2 separate regions of the Homo sapiens genome follow, and region 2 is linked to region 1. A link is an interaction called in ENCODE POLR2A ChIA-PET data of the cell type or tissue named here. Cell type or tissue: PC-3. All regions are shown on one strand. Links, peaks and the distances in the headings refer to the core of each region. The heading gives the core; the rest is flanking DNA. Region 1 holds the start of LOC105376695 (a long non-coding RNA gene). Region 2 overlaps PARK7 (Parkinsonism associated deglycase).

Region 1 (8,330 bases), core at 166-8,165:
GAGATGGAGTCTTGCTCTGTCACCAGGCTGGAGTGCAGTGGTGCAATCTCGGCTCACTGCAACCTCCGCCTCCTGGGTTCAAGCGACTCCCCTGCCTCAGCCTCCCGAGTAGCTGGGACTACAGGCATGAGCCACCACACCTGGCCCTTTTTTAAATAAATAAAAAATAAACAAATAGTGCTGGGCGCAGTGGCTCACGCCTGTAATCCCAGCAGTTTGGGAGTCTGAGGTGGGTGGATTACCTGAGGTCGGGAGTTGGAGACCAGCCTGACCAACATGGTGAAACTCATCTCTACTAAAAAAATACAAACAAAATTAGCCAGGCGTGGTGGCTCGTGCCTGTAATCCCAACTACTCAGGAGGCTGAGGCAGGAGAATTGCTTGAGCCTGGGAGACAGAGGTTGCAGTTAGCCAAGATAGTGCCACCGCACTCCAGCCTGGCCGACAGAGTGAGACTCTGTCTAAAAAAATAATAAATAAATAAATAAATAAATAAATAAATAAATAAAGTATCTTGGATATTACATAGGTCAGCTTCATTCTTTTTAATGGCTGCACTGTTCCACTGTACAGATGCCCCCGATGTGTTTAACCAATTCCATATTCATGTACATTGAGGCGATTTCCTGACGTGTTTTATCAGTCCACTTGTCTTGTGTTACAAATGATGCCTTTGTTTGCTTGTTTCTTTGTTTGAGACGGAATCTCACTCTGTTGCCCAGGCTGGAGTGCAGTGGTGTGATCTTGGCTCACTGCAACCTCTGCCTCCTGGGTTCAAGCGATTCTCCTGCCTCAGCCTCCCGAGTAGATGAGATTACAGGCGCGCGCTACCTTGCCCGGCTAATTTTTTCTATCTTTAGTAGAGACAGAGTTTTAGCATGTTGGCCAGGCTGATCTCGAAACTCTTGACCTCATGATCTGCCCGCCTCGGCCTCCCAAAGTGCTGGGATTACAGGCGTGAATCACTGCCCCCAGCTTGTATTTTTTTTTTTTTTTTAGTAGAGACAGGGTTTTACCATGTTGGCCAGGCTGGTCTCCAACTCCTGACCTCAGGTGATCGCCCACCTTGGCCTCCCAAAGTGCCGGGATTACAGGCATGAGCCACCGCGCCCGGCCACAAATGATGCCTTAATGAACGTTCTGGGATCTATGTCTTTATGCATGTGTGCCGCAGTGTCTATAGGATAAATAGGAAGAATTCCTAGTTTTGAACTCCATTTTCTATCCCACACCCCTTTCCAGAGACCGCCGTGCTCTTCGCTGAAGACCTGTACTTGCTTCAGCCAACATCCGCCAGGTCATGCTGGTCTTTGCTTCTTCCTTCCTTCCTGGCAAGAAGACAAAACCAAAGGCACACAGAGCAGACAGCTCGCCTTCCTGTGCTTTTCCTGTGGACCTGTGGTTGCTCCTGGGCTGTCATAGCCTCTGTAGACTTCGGACCTACTTATTTATCTAGGCGTGCAGTGGCTGCTGCTCTGTCCTGTCTCCACTGCCTGCCTGCCTACTTGGGTGTCTGGCACCCCGGGCTCCTCCCTTCCTTCAAGGATGGCATGGGTCTTGGACTTGGATCCATGGAATCTGCTTGCTTTTCCTTATGCTGAAGGACTTCTCAGCCTGCCCTGTGTCTCCTGTGTTTGCGATGCTGGTTTTCTCCTTCCTAAAATAACTGACCCTCCCACCCATACCTCATGCTCCATCGTCAGCCACAGTCCAGAGGCTGCTTGAGCCCTCATAGCGCATTTACTCTGTCGACCGCTCTCGCCAATGTACCCTCCACCCTGCAGCTAGAGTAATCTTTCAAAAAGAAAATCAGGCCAGGCGCGGTGGCTCACGCTGTAATCCCAGCACTTCGGGAGGCCGAGGTGGGCGGATCACAAGGTCAGGAGATCGAAACCATCCTGGCTAACACAGTGAAACCCCGTCTCTACTAAAAATACAAAAAATTAGCTGGGTGTGGTGGTGGGCACCTGTAGTCCCAGCTACTCGGGAGGCTGAGGCAGGAGAATGGCGTGAACCCGGGAGACGGAGCTTGCAGTGAGCCGAGATCACGCCACTACACTGCAGCTTGGGTGACAGAGCGAGACTCCATCTCAAAAAAAAAGAAAAGAAAAAAAAAGAAAATCAGGCCAGTTGTGGTGGCTCACACCTGTAATCCCAGCACTTTGGGAGGCCGAGGCGGGCAGATCACAAGGTCAGGAGATCGAGACCATCCTGGCTAACACGGTGAAACCCCGTCTCTACTAAAAATACAAACAATTAGCCGGGTGTGGTGGCGGGCACCTGTAGTCCCAGCTACTCGGGAGGCTGAGGCAGAAGAATGGCGTGAACCCGGGAGACGGAGCTTGCAGTGAGCCGAGATCACGCCACTGCACTGCAGCTTGGGTGACAGAGCAAGACTCCATCTCAAAAAAAAAAAGAAAAAAAAAAGAAAAAAAAAAAGAAAATCAGGCCAGGCACGGTGGCTCACGCCTGTAATCCCAGCACTTTGGGAGGCTGAGGCAGGTGTATCACCTGAGGTCAGGAGTTTGAGCCCAGCCTGGCCAACAGGGAGAAACTCTGTCTCTACTAAAAGTACAAAAATTAGCTGGGCATGGTGGTGTGTGTGACTGTAGTCCCAGCTACTTGGGAAGCTGAAGCATGAAGAATGTCTTGAACCCGGGAGGTGGAGGTTGCAGTGAGCTGAGATCCTGCCACTGCACTCCATTCTGGGCAATAGTGTGAGACCCTGTCTCAAAATAAATAAATAAAAGAGAAAATCAGATCATGTTATTCTTTTTATTACTTCCGCCCACCCGTCCCCCACATCCCATCGCTGGGCCCAAGCAATGCTCCCACCTCCAGCTTCCAAAGTGCTGAAATGCAGGTGCGAGCCACCACGTGGGGCAGCTGTTTTCCTTCTAAAGATCCTCCTATGGCTGGCCTGTAACCATGCGTGTAATCCCAGCACTTTGGAAGGCTGAGGTGGGCGGATCACGAGGTCAGGAGATCAAGACCATCCTGGCTAACACAATGAAACTCTGTCTCTACTAGAAATACAAAAAATTACTCGGGGGTGGTGGCACGCACCTGTATTCCCAGCTGCTCGGGGGGCTGAGGCCGGAGAATCACTTGAAACCGGGAGGCGAAGGTTGCAGTGAGCCGAGATGGCGCATTGCACTCCAGCCTGGGCGACAGAGCGAGACTCCATCCAAAAAAAAAAAAAAAAAAAAATCTTCCTGTGGCTTCCAATGCACTTAGAAAAAAATCCAAACAATTCATCAAGGCCTGCCTCTCAGGCCCCTCCTCCAGCGCCCTCCCCACTTGGAGGCCTTCAGGCTGTCGCTCCCCAGGACAGGCTCCTCCCTGGGGCTGGGCATTTGCTGCATCCTTTGCTGGACAAATCCCCCACCTCCTCTTCCCCCGCCTTCAATCCCCCTCTACGAGTAGATGGGGCCACGTGGGCGCGGTGGCTCAGGCCTGTAATCCCAGCACTTTAGATCACACCACGCAATCCAGCCTGGGTGACAGAGCAAGACTCCATCTCATAAAAAAACAAACAACAACGAAAAACAAGTAGATGTGCCTCCCTCTTCCTCCATGGCCTTTATCAAACCTCCCCCCCGAAACAGAATGGATTTTCCTTGGAGAATGGCCTGCTCCTCATTATATAGTGTCAGCTAATGTGTCCCCTCTTCTAGAGGGTGTGACAAAACCAGGCCATTCAGACAACTCCCCTCTGGAATTTGACCCCAGAGTGCAGGTGGCATTAGAATTTACAACAGGCCAGCGCCATGGTTCCGGCCTGTAATCCCAGCACTTTGGGGATCTGAGGCAAGCAGATCACCTGAGATCAGGAGTTTGAGACCAGCCTGAAAATATAAAAATTAGCTGGGCCTGTAACCCCAGCACTTTGGGGATCTGAGGCAAGCAGATCACCTGAGGTCAGGAGTTTGAGACCAGCCTGAAAATACAAAAATTAGCTGGGCGTGGTGGCGCATACCTGTAATCCCAGCTATTTGGAAGCCTGAGGCATGAGAGTCGCTTGAACAGGGGAGGCGGATGTTGCAATGGGCCAAGATCTATCACTGCACTCCAGCCTGGGCAGCAGAGGGAGACTGCGTCTCAAAAAAAAAAAAAAAAAAAAAAAAAAGTTTACAGCAACAACAAAACCATTGGAACAGATTTATTTCAAAGGTGGTGCCCAGAAGAGACTTCCCTTGGACTGCTGCTCTTCGACGGCCCATCCCTCCTTGCCTCCACCTCCATACCCCTCCCCCTCACGCCTGCCCATCCCCCCATCTTCCATCACCCTTGCCTTCCATTCTACAGGCTTTCCGAGTCCTCCCGAGTCAGCCTCCCTTCTCATTCCCATAGCTGCCTTGATCTCTATTCTTTTCACTCAGAGAATCCTGCCTGACCGTCCCCTACCTCCTGGGGCCTGGACCTGTCTGTCTAGCCCTCCCCCCAACCCCCATTCACCTGGTGCCCAGTTCCAAGTCTGCACCCAGAAGCCCTGTATAAATATTTGATGAAAGAATAACAAAGGTTAATAAATCCCTGGCACTTTCTGAGTGGGGAAAGGCATAGAATAGGAATAGGAGTGAGATGTTTTGAGACAGGGACTCGATGGATTACTAACGAGCTGCATCATACGCCTTTGATTTTGTTGATGCCGCCTCCTTTGGAGCAGACATGTGGCTTTGAGGCAGTGTCCGGGCAGGACGAATGCAGCGTCTGTACTGTAAATTACTCAGTACCGAATATCCCACATCACTACCCTCATCACTGCGGCTTCTATCAGTGCTGAATACGTGGAATGTGTTTTTCTTTTGATGAAAAGGGAAGTTCTCTTGAGAAAGTGGGACAGTTACTCATCTATTCAACTTTCGAATAATTTCGTACATGCTGGTGACCAGATGTTTCATCTCTGATGTGTTGCTGAACTGATTCAGTCCCTTTTGTCAACACTGATCTTTTTGCTGCACTCCAGTGACCAATAGGAAGATATGGAAATGACGGTAGACTGCACTTCCTGGATAAAAAGCAAATATGCACATACAGGCGGGAACCGAAGTATCCATCCCCAGATTCCATAAGGGCCACAGGTGGCTTTGCCTGCGGCTGTTCACCATCACATCCCGGTGCCCAGCACCGTCGGAGTTCAATTAATGTATCAAATAACTGGATTTAGTTACTTACATTTTCATTAAAAAGCTAGTTTTGACACAAAGCAAATTCTTTTTTCCTTTGTTTCGAACTGAAGCTAGAACCCCAATAACAATAAAATCTCAAGGTTGAAAGACCATCTCCCCCAGGGCAGGGCGCTGTGGCTTACGCCTCTAATTCCAGCACTTTGGGATGCCAAGGCTGGCGGATGATTTGGGCCCAGGAGTTTGAGACCAGCCTGGGCAAGATGGTGAAACTCCATGTCTACCAAAAATACAAAAATTAGCCACTCTCATAACACAGTCTCAAAGTAAATAATAATAATAATAAACAAAAACAAAAAGATTATCTCTCCCAAGTGCCCATCTGAAGCTGAATTCCCTGTAGATCATTTTGGCCAGCTCTGCATCGCTCTGGATTTGGGCAAATTTTCCTTGTGTTAAGCCAAAAATCATACCGCAGGTACGGACAAAATAAGTCCACACTCTTTTGTGTGTGTGTGTGTGATGGAATTTTTGCTCTTGTTGCCCAGGCTGGAGTGCAATGGCGCAGTCTCAGCTCATTGCAACCTCTGCCTCCCAGGTTCAAGCAATTCTCCTGCCTCAGCCTCCCGAGTAGCTGGAATTACAGGCGCTGGCCACCACGCCTGGCTAATTTTTTGTGTTTTTAGTAGAGACGGGGTTTCGCCATCTTGGCCAGGCTGGTCTCAAACTCCTGGCCTCAGGTGATCCACCCGCCTTGGCCTCTTGAAGTGCTGGGATTATAGGTGTGAACCACCAAACCCGGCCGAGTCCACACTCTTACACATGGTCTCCCTGCAAGTATTTAGAGGCATCCTCTCCTTTTCTGCAGGATGCCCACCACCACCACACCCAGCTCTCACTCTAAGAAATCTCTCTCACACATTGTTTCAACCACTACCTCTAGCCCCATTCCCCAGAGACCCCCCTACCCTATTCTCTACAAAAGCAGGGCCCCCACCCCCACCGACAGGCCCGTGTCCTGGGCTCCCTTCTCTGATTGCTCTAAAAATTCAAATGGGTATAGTGGCTCTCACACCTGTAATCCCAGCACTTTGGGAGGCTGAGGCAGGAGGATTGCTTGAGGCCAGGAGTTTGAAACTAGCCAGGGCAACCTAGTGAGAGACCATCTCTAGAAAACTTAAAAAAACTTTAGCCAGGTGTGGTGGTGCACGCCTGAAGTCCCAACTACTCAGGAGGCTGAGGCAGAGGATTGCTTGAGCCCAGGAGTTCAAGAATACAATGAACTGTGATGGCACCACTGCACTCCAGCCTGGGAGACAGAGAAAGACGCTGTCACTAAAAGAAAAAAAAAAGTTGACTAGGCTTGGTGGCTCACACCTGTAATCCCAGCACTAGGAGAAGCCTAGGTGAGTGGATTGCTTGAGCCCAGGAGCTCAAGACCAGCCTGGGCAATAAGGTGAGACTCTGTCTCTATAAAAATATACGAAAATTAGTTGGGCATGGTGGCGCATGTCTGCAATCCCAGCTACTTGGGAGACTGAGGTGGGAGGGTTGTTTAAGCCCAGTGCCAGTGCACTCCAGCCCGGACAACAGAGTAAGACCCTGAAGAAAGAAGGAAGAGAGAGAGAGAGAGAGAGAGGAAGGGAGAAAGAGAAAGAGAGAGAGAGAGTTGGGGAGGGAGGGAGGGAGGAAGGAAGGAAGGGAGGGAGGGAGGGAGGAAGGGAGGGAAAGAAGGAAGGAAGGAAGGAAAGAAAGAAAGAAAGAAAGAAAGAAAGAAAGAAAGAAAGAAAGGGAGAGAGAAAGACTTCTTTTGTCCCCTCATGCCTATGACTTTAACCAGCAACAGTAAGTGGATGGTTCCCAAATTTCTCCCTGTGTCCCTGACATCTAGTCCACACTCCAGACCCCTGACTCCAATCAGCTGTTTGACACCTAGCCTGCATGTCTCATGGCCTGGCAGGGTGCCCCAGGTAGGGCTGGCGACTCCTGCCTGCACCTGGCCCCTCTCTCCGTGAGCTGAGCAGCTCCCTTTAGGGTCCTGCTGTTTCTTCTTCTCCCTGACTCCCCAAATTCAGTTCATCACTACGGCTTATTGATTATAGCTCCAAAATACAGCATTGTTCAAATCGCTCCTGTCTCTCTCTCCACGGCCATTGCTCTAGTCCACGTCACTGGAATTTCTCAGCTGAACTCTTTCAGGAGCCTCCTCTCATTCCTTGCATGAATGCTTTATTTATGTATTTATTTATTTATTTATTTATTTGAGATGGAGTCTCACTCTGTTGCCCAGGTTGGAGTGTAGTGGCGTGATCTCAGCTCACTGCAACCTCTGCCTCCTGGGTTCAAGCGATTGTCCTGCCTCAGCCTCCCAAGTAGCTGGGATTACAGGTGCATGCCACCATGCCCAGCTAATTTCTGTATTTTTAGTAGAGACGGGGTTTTACCATGTTGGCCAGGCTGGTCTTGAACTCCTGACCTCAAGTGATCTGCCCACCTCAGTCTCCCAAAGTGCTGGGATTACAGGCTTGAGCCACAGTGCCCAGCAGACCATCCTCTTTCTGCCACAGGGCCCTTGACTGTGCGGTCTGAGTCCTCTCTTCTGCCTGGAGTGTCTTTGCCACCCCTTGCAATGGTCGCCTCCTCTCCATTAGACACCCTTCACGAGCCCGCGGTTTCTCTCTCATGGCACCTAGAGTAGTTTATCATCACTTATTTACTTATATATATGGTGGTTGTATGTCGGTCTCCCCCACTGGATTCCAAACCCCCTGCAGGCAGGAATCAGCTCAGTTGTCTTTCTCCGGAGACATCCCCAGCACTTAGGAGAGCTCCTGGCATATATCAGATGTGTGATAAATATTTGCTACATGAACATGTGGTGATTCAATGTGCATTTCTAGTAAGTATCTCTCCCCTGTGACCCAGGGGGCCAAACGGCTAAATTCAAAACTGATTTCATTCTCTCTCTCCACCCTGTCTGTTTGGGTCTCAGTGAGCAGCCCATGACCCCACGAGTCACCATCACCCCCACCTCTCAGGGGTCAAACCAAGCCTCATTCATCCTGCCTCCTTAACAACTTGCATTTCTGTCCCTTCTTCTTCACTGTTATTGCTCTGAAGGCTTTTGATCACCCCCCAGTCCTCATACCCTGTGGTCCTTGTAGCTTCCGACCCTGGGACCCTCCTCTCCTTCCATCAACA
Region 2 (8,330 bases), core at 145-8,144, 250 kb after region 1:
TGTTTACTGGATACAGAGTCTCAGTTTTACAAGATGAAAAAGAGTTCGGGAGATGGATGGTGCTGATGCTTGCACAACGGGATGAATGTATCTAATACCACCGAACCGTATACTTAAAATGGTTAGGATGGTACATTTCATGTTGTATGTATTTTACTGCAATAAAAAAATTTAATGGGGGAAATCCATTAATAGAGGAATGCCCAGGAGTTTGAGACCAGCCTGGACAACATAGTGAGACCCCATCTCTACAAAAAAATACAAAAAAATTAGCTGGGTGTGGTGGCATGTGCCTGCAGTGCCAGGTACCTGTAGTTCCAGCTACTGGGGGTGAAGGGGCGGGCAGCTGAGGTGAAAGAATGGCTTGAGCCCAGGAGGTGGAGGCTGCAGTGAGTCTTAATCGCACCATTATTCTCCAGCCTAGGTGACAGAACAAGACTCAGTCTCAAAAAAAAAAAAAAAAAGGTTAAATTACAGTGTGGTTATACTATAACATTCTGTTCAACCATTACATAAACAAAGTGGACTTGAACATGAGCAGATTTCTAAGACATACTGTTTCAAAAAATTCAATTTGCAAAACAATATACTCAATAGGATCCTATGTATTTTATTTTGTTTTTATTTATTTATTTATTTTGAGATGGAGTTTTGCTCTTGTTGCCCAGGCTGGAGTGCAATTGCGTGATCTCGGCTCACTGCAACCTCCGCCTCCCGGGTTCAAGCGATTCTCCTGTCTTAGCCTCCTGAGTAGCTGGGCTTATAGGCGCCGGACGCCAGGCCCAGCTAATTTTTGTATTTTTTTTTTTTTAGTAGAGATGCGGTTTCACCATGTTGGCCAGGCTGGTCTCGAACTCCTGACCTCAGGTGATCCACCCACCTCGGCTTCCCAAGGTGCTGGGATTACAGGCATGAGCCACTGTGCTCGGCCTTACTTTATTTTTAAAAAATTGACACAATAATGTACAATCTCTGTGTATGTATAAAACATAATGTGTGTGGATGTGTGTGTAGAGTTACATATTTGTAAATTCCTAGAAAACAGACTGTAAGCGAGACCTCAAAGTGGGACTTTGGGGAAAGGAAGAGGAGGTAGGGGAGGGAGGGCGGGACAGAGAACTTTCAAGTCTTGCTTTATGTATTCATGTATCATTTGAGTCTTTCCCAATGAACAGGTATTGGTGTATTTGTTGTATAATTACATTTTTAAGTGCTTTAAGACCCAGGTGGCGCTGAGCTAGATGCCTCATGGACTAATGACATGGTATTATCCACCATCCGGAGATAATTTACTCTTTCATAAGTGTGCTGAGTGGCTGGCATTCCTCAATAAGGGATGTAGAAGCATAAGCAAGTATTAGAAAAGAGGATGATCTCACTCTTGCCTGTGACCTTTGTAAGTTTTATTCTTGCACTGATTTACTGCTGAAGCCCAAATTTGAGGCCTGACCATCCTTTTATTACCATCATCCTTTAACTTGCCCCCGGCTGTCAAGTTATCTGTAACAAAGCTTCCTCCCAGTCACCCTACCTGCCTCAGCTAGTCACTCAGCAATGCAAATAGAGAGAATTCTGCATTTTGTAAGACTGACCACATAGCACAGTAGGGCCCCAGGCGCCAGGCAGGCAGGGCCTAAGACCGCCGCACAACAGATACGGAGGGCTGGAGGGAGGAATTTTCAGGACCAGGTGAATACGGGACTGTCGCCAGGCCACATTCCATCTAGGTCTAAAAAACAAGGAAACAGCCTGGAGCAGCGGCTCACTCCTGTAATCCCAGCACTTTGGGAGGCCGAGGTGGGTGGATCACCTGAGGTCAGGAGTTCAAGACCAGCCTGGCCAACATAGTGAAATCCCATCTCTACTAAAAATATAAAAATTAGCCGGGTGTGGTGGTGGGCGCCTGTAATCCCAGCTACTTGAGAGGCTGAGGCAGGAGAATCCTTTGAACCCGAGAGGCGGAGGTTGCAGTGAGCGGAGACCGCACCATTGCACTCCAGCCTGGGCGACAAGAGTGAAACTCTATCTCAAAGAAAAAAAGGAAACATAACTTTCTCTTCAGTATACTTTGTGAAATCTTATTCTCTTCTGGAAAGAAGAAATCTGAACCAAGCACACTTGTTATGGCTTACTTACCTTTGCTTGCCTTTAAAGAAAACCACTGAAGCAAAGATGTGAAATCTAAAGAGGGCAACATCTCGCTCCTGGCTGCTGTCTTCCAACACAGGCTCTCAGATTTTACCATCATCAATCCAAGTTTTGTGTCTGGAGGTTGCACCTCCATTAGCCACAATTTTGTCTTTTCTTCTTTATTTTTTAAGACAATGAACTTTCAAGTCTCATGTTATTTTTAAGCCAAGTAAAAACCTCCAGGAGCAGGCTGAATTTAAAAACAAAATACTTGCCGGGCGCGGTAGCTCACGCCTGTAATCCCGGAACTTTGGGAGGCTGAGGTGGGTGGATCACGAGATCAGGAATTTGAGACCAGCCTGGCCAACGTGGTGAAACCCCATCTCCAGGAAAAATATAAAAATTATCCGGACGTGGTGGTGCATGCCTGTAATCCCAGCTACTCAGGAGGCTGAGGGAGGAGAATCGCTTGAACCAGGGAGGTGGAGGTTGTAGTGAGCCGAGATTGTGCCACTGCACTCCAGCTTGGGCGACAAGAGCAAGACTCTATCTCAAAAAAAAAAAAAAAAAAAAAAAGAAAAGAAACCCTGAGAATGTGATCACATGCAGAATTGAAACAGCAAAGCAAAATAAAGCAGCTCTGTGAAGTAGCTGAATGTCTGAGGCCCAGCAGGTATGCAGCCCTGTGGGGAGATCCCATCTGATCAGCTGGTCCGGGACTTGTTTGGGAACCTGCAAGCTGCAAGAAGTGAAAAAGATGATGATGGTGGTGATAATGATGGTGACGGTGGTGGTGGTGGTGGTGATGCTGATGGTGATGGTGGTGGTGAGGGTGATGGTGATGGTGGTGGTGATGGTGATGATGGTAGTGGTGAGGGTGATGGTGTTGGTAGTGGTGATGGTGGTGGTGAGGGTGATGGTGAAGGTGATGCTGGTGGTGATGGTGGTGGTGGTGAAGGTGATGGTGGTGGTGATGGTGATGGTGGTGGTGAGGGTGATGCTGGTGGTGATGGTGATGGTGGTGGTGAGTGTGGTGATGGTGGTGGTGAGGGTGATGGTGAGGGTGATGCTGGTGGTGATGGTGGTGGTGGTGGTGAAGGTGATGGTGGTGGTGATGGTGATGGTGGTGAGGGTGATGCTGGTGGTAATGATGGTGGTGATGGTGGTGGTGGTGAGTGTGGTGATAGTGGTGAGGGTGATGGTGAGGGTGGTGAGGGTGATGGTGATGACGGTGGTAGTGATGGTGATGATGGTGATGGTGATGGTAATGATGGTGATAGTGATGGTGGTGGTGGTGACAACAGTGGGGATGTTGATGATGATGGAGATGGTGATAGTGATTGTGGTGGTGGTGATGGTGATGGTGGTGAATCCAGCATTCACATTCTTCCCAGTGCTAAAGACCTTCCTTAGTGCTCAGTCCCATAAGAGCCCTTGGCCCCAGCCTGGATGCCTTGGGACTCAAGCTAGGGTCTGGGAAAAGGGCCAGCTCTGGAAAGGCCTCATGCTGGAACCGTGAAGAATGTGTCCAGCCCAGATGTGAAAAGGAACAGCCCCTTCCTCTGCACTGTGCTGACAGACTCCTTGTGTGCATGGGGAAGATGCTGTAGCTAATAAACAGGGAAGAGTCTGAGAGCAGCCCAGATCCCCCCCAGCACTCCTTGAATGCCCAGGTCCCTGCTGCTGCTTCCCTCTAAAAAGGGAGGGTGTTTTCTAAAAAAAACAAGCTAATTCTACAGGAGAACTGACTGCAGGAGAACATGATGTCCTCCTCATTCCTTAGGAAACCAACACCCTAGAATATAGAGTAAGTAACCAGACTCAGATGATACAGTTGGCTACTAAAGTAAAATCATATTTTACATTTGATGTTGCAGTTACAGAAATGAATCCTATGGCATAGGCCCAGTAGGCTCTTGACCTCTAGAAAGACTTTCTTCTCTGCAATGGATGATACCAATGACCACTTTTTCTAGGGTTACTGGTCAGACAGAGTTGGAGATGCAGCACATAAATGTCCACAAACTGGTAGAAGTTCTCGAAGATATGACAAGTGAAAAAGCAGGGGCAGAAGAATGCAACCCCTCTTGGGATTCTGGATAGAAGTTGATCCTTTTGTATAAAGAGTGAAAGAAAATCGGCTGGGCACAGTGGCTCACGCCTGTCACACCCTCACCCCCAAATCAGGAGGAGCACAGTCAAGCCACCTGCCACACATCTTAATCACACATCTGAATTCTGACTCCAGGTCACTTTTCAACTGTAGATAGCACCCCTCCCACTTAAGTTCCCAATTTTTGTTTGTCCCCTCCCCGACCAGAAGTTTAGGAAGCAAGTTTGTTCAGCCTGGGAAAGAAGTGGACAGATAAGAGAGAGTGGAGGTTTTAAAAATGTTATCAACATGCCAAAAGCTAGTCATTCAAGAAGGACCAGAAAAAGCCCAAGGTTTAGATAAAGCTGGTTCCTGGAGCCCCCATCCCAAACACTGTCAGAGAAAGGGAAATGAATCTTCACTACAATGCCTGGGCTCTGATAATACTGATTTACCTTAGAGATGCTCTTTTAGAAATGCTCATCTAGAAACACCTTTTCCTGCTGCCCTGAGGGCACAAAAACTCAAAGAGCCAATTTCTTTCACTATCTCCCTTCCTGTAGATATCTCTAAAATTCCAAGGAGCTTATTCAGAGGTAAGGGATGCTGGCAAAACACCTAGCAAACTTGAGAGAGTTTACAGTTGTTCACTATTAGTAATAAGTGGTTTTCAGATCAGCAGTTTCACTTTTTGTTCTTTTTTTTTGAGACAGAATCTCACTCTGTTGCCCAGGCTGGAGTGCAGTGCTGTGATCTTGGCTCACTGCAAACTCTGCTGCCCGGGTTCAAGCGATTCTCCTGCCTCAGCCTCCCAAGTAGCTGGGATTACAGGCGTCCGCCATCACGCCCAGCTAATTTTTGTAGTTTTTAGTAGAGACAGGGTTTCACCATCTTAATCAGGCTGGTCTTGAACTCCTGAACTCGTGATCCACCCACCTTGGCCTCCCAAAGTGTTGGGATTACAGGCATTAGCCACCGCACCCAGCCTGTGACTTTCAAATAGCAGGTATCCGCCGGGCACGGTGGCTCATGCCTGTAATCCCAGCACTTTGGAAGGCTAAGGCAGACAGATCACCTGAGGTCAGGAGTTCAAGACCAGCCTGGCCAATGTGGTGAAACCCTGTCTCTACTAAATATGCAAAAATTAGCTGGGCATGGCGGCAGGCAATTGTAATCCCAGCTACTTGGGAGGCTGAGGCAGAATTGCTTGAACCTGAAAGGTGGAGGTCGTGGTGAGCTGAGATAGGGCCATTCATTGGACTTCAGCCTGGGAGACAGAGAGACTCCGTCTCAAACAAACAAAACAAATAGCAGGTATCCAGTAAACAAACAGCAGGTGTCCAGTTTTCTTTCCTTATTAAAAGTGGGCTGGGCACTGTGGCTCACGCTGCAATCCTAGCACTTGGGAGGTTGAGGTAAGAGGATCACTTGAGCCCAGGAGTTTGAGACCAGCCTGGGCAACATACTGAAACCCTATCTCTACAAAAAATAACTAGCTGGACATGGTGGTGTGTGCCTGTAGTCTCAGCTACTTGGGTGGCTAAGGCATGAGGATCGCTTGAGCTGGGGAGGACCAGGCTGCAGTGAGCCATAGTTGCGCCACCACAATCCAGCCTGGGCAACAGAGCGAGACCCTGTCTCAAAAACAAAACAAGGCCAGGCGTGGTGGCTCATGCCTGTAATCCCAGGACTGTGGGAGGCCGAGGCAGGCGGATCACTTGAGGCTATGAGTTTGAGACCAGCCTGGGTAACACAGTGAAACCTCATCTCTACAAAAAATACCAAAAATTAGCTGGGCACAGTGGTGCGTGCATGTAGTCCCAGCTACTCAGGAGGCTGAGGCAGGAGAATTGCTTGAACCCAGGAGGCAGAAGTTGCAGTGAGCCGAGATCGAGATACTGCACTCCAGCAGACTAGAGTGAGATCCTGTCTCTAAAGAAAAAAACAACAAAAGTGTATTTTACCTCAAATTCACCAATCTGAACTCTAAATTCATCCCAGCCCCTCCCCCAAGGACTCCTTCACAAACTCAAGACATTGAATCTCCACATGATCTGTGTTCAAGTCAGAAATGTGGGGGTTGTGGCCGGGCGCAGTGGCTCACACATGAAATCCCAGCACTTTGGGAGGCCGAGGCAGGTGGATCACTTGAGGCCAGGAGTTCGAGACCAGCCTGGCCAACATGGCAAAACCCCGTCTCTACCAAAAATAAAAAATTAGCTGGGCATGGTGGCACACATCTGTAATCCCAGCTACTCGGGAGGCTGAGGCAGGAGAATCGCTTGAACTTGGGAGGTGGAGGTTGCTGTGAGCCGGGATCATCGTACCACTGCACTCCAGCCTGGGTAACAGAGCAAGACTCTGTCTCAAAAAAAAAAAAAAAAAAAAAAAAGTGGGGGTTGTCCCGGACGCCCTTCCTCTCACACCCTGAGTGGGTGCCCAATGCTGCCACCTGACTGGCCCCAGCATCCCGCCTGCCTGCGTGCCTGCTCCAGAAGGGTCTCTTCTCTGCAGGGCCAGTCTTTGAACGAGGTGGGTCAGGTCTCTCTCTGGTGGTTCTGTCTCTGTCTTGACACCTCACCATGGCCCTGGCTACCTCTCCAACTTCACCTCCTACCATGTTTCTCTAACCCGCCTCTCAATGCTCCTGCGGCAGGGCCTCTACACTCCCTGCTCCTGCTGCCTGGTATGCTCTGAACAGACACCTACTTGTCTCTTTCACACCCAAAAGTCCTCAGATTCCCACTAAGATCTCTTTTCGGAGAGGCCTTCACTTCCCATCATGCAATTCCCCTGTCACTGCCTCCTTACCCTCCTTAATTTTCTTCATAGAATGTGGGTATTTTCGTATTTGCTTTCATCTCTCCCCGGCACCCACAACATAAGCTCCCCAAGGACAAAGGCTGTGTTTCTCCCTGGCGTATTCCCAGCAGCAGGAACAGCACTTGGCACACAGTAGGTACTGACTGAGCACACAGCTGGGGAAGGAATGAAAGCCTAAGCACTGCTCCTACTTCACACCTGAAATGTCACTTCCTCAGAAGCCTCCCTCCCCACTCCCCACCATGGAAATCGTCTCTCCCTTAGCATTATCATCTGTTAAAGCACTTACTAAAATAGACAATTACACATGTGTTTGCATTGTAAAAGTTAACATCTGCCCAGCCTTCTGGACTAGGGTCAGCCACCCACAGCGTGAGAGCCGTCCCAAGCAGGTCTTTCGCTGGCAGTGACGAGACGGCTGCCAGTGCTCTGGGTTGCCAGCATATCCTCTTGGCCACTCCAGCAGCTATGAGACCCTCGGATGGAGTCTCGTGGACTGACTGAGCTCACCTGGGTCACACGGCCAGTGGTAAACAGGGCTCGGATTGGCTGGGTCTGGATCATGTGCCCGCCCAGGAGGAACTGGGTGGTTCACAAGGAATGCTGGGTGCTATTACCTGGGGAAGGGAAAAGAGATGTTGGGCCAACCTTGAAAAGTTTTTATCCAAGTACTCTTTCCATAATGGAAAAAGGAACTGGTGTATAAAAATTCACCAGTACAGCCAACTTTTTTTCTTTTTTTTTTTTTTGGAGACAGGGTCTCGCTGTGACACCCAGGCTGGGGTGCGGTGGTGTGATCACAGCTCATTGTAGCCTTGACCCCCTGGGGCTCAAGTGATCCTCTCACCTCAGGCTCCTAAGTAGCTGGGACTACAGGTGCATGCCACCATGCCTGGCTAGTTTTTGTATTTTTTTGTAGAGATGGAGACTTGCTATGTTGCCCAGGCTGGTCTTGAACTCCTGGCCTCAAGCAATCCTCCTGGCTCGGTTTCCTAAAGTGCTGGGATTACAGGCATGAGCCACCACACCCAGCCCTCATTGGTATTTTTTAATAGCACATTAAAAACACACAGCTAATAAGCAGAGAAAATCACAAGCCTCTTAAATTCTGTTTGTATGCCTTTCCTCCTTGCTGTGTAAAATGTGGTCACTGTTCTTTTATTTCAGTGCCATATGGACAGTTAAGAGCTGCAAATGAAGGTGATACGGAATTTAATTTCACAAAAGAAATGAGAGACAAAACAAGAAACAATCAGTAGTTTGCTAAATGCCCTGTTTATTCTGC

The links. ChIA-PET counts read pairs that join two places held together with the same protein. Peaks named below come from ENCODE experiments on the same cell type or tissue, not always from the same donor. Only the 100,000 strongest peaks of a DNase experiment are listed, where the experiment ranks them.
Region 2: POLR2A ChIA-PET joins it to region 1 with 20 read pairs; 2 of 35 experiments call an interaction of 5 or more read pairs at or near these places.

Annotation. Positions count from the first base shown.
Region 1 is chr1:8,234,860-8,243,189 of GRCh38, reverse strand. It overlaps LOC105376695 (a long non-coding RNA gene), which reads right to left and starts at 3,232. Exons shown (of 3, transcript XR_946937.3): 1 at 3,067-3,232. RefSeq lists enhancers at 2,583-3,138, 3,139-3,695. In PC-3, for the core only: a CTCF peak has its summit at 4,081 (motif pointing right); DNase peaks (open chromatin) are centred at 4,029 and 4,929; H3K4me3 peaks cover 739 bases; H3K27ac peaks cover 2,391 bases.
Region 2 is chr1:7,985,254-7,993,583 of GRCh38, reverse strand. It overlaps PARK7 (Parkinsonism associated deglycase), which reads right to left. Exons shown (of 7, transcript NM_007262.5): 7 at 8,079-8,330. Among named protein-coding and RNA genes, the nearest start is that of PARK7, 28 kb to the right of the region's middle. RefSeq lists enhancers at 1,216-1,746, 4,815-4,874. In PC-3, for the core only: no CTCF peak of the experiment used is centred there; a DNase peak (open chromatin) is centred at 4,793.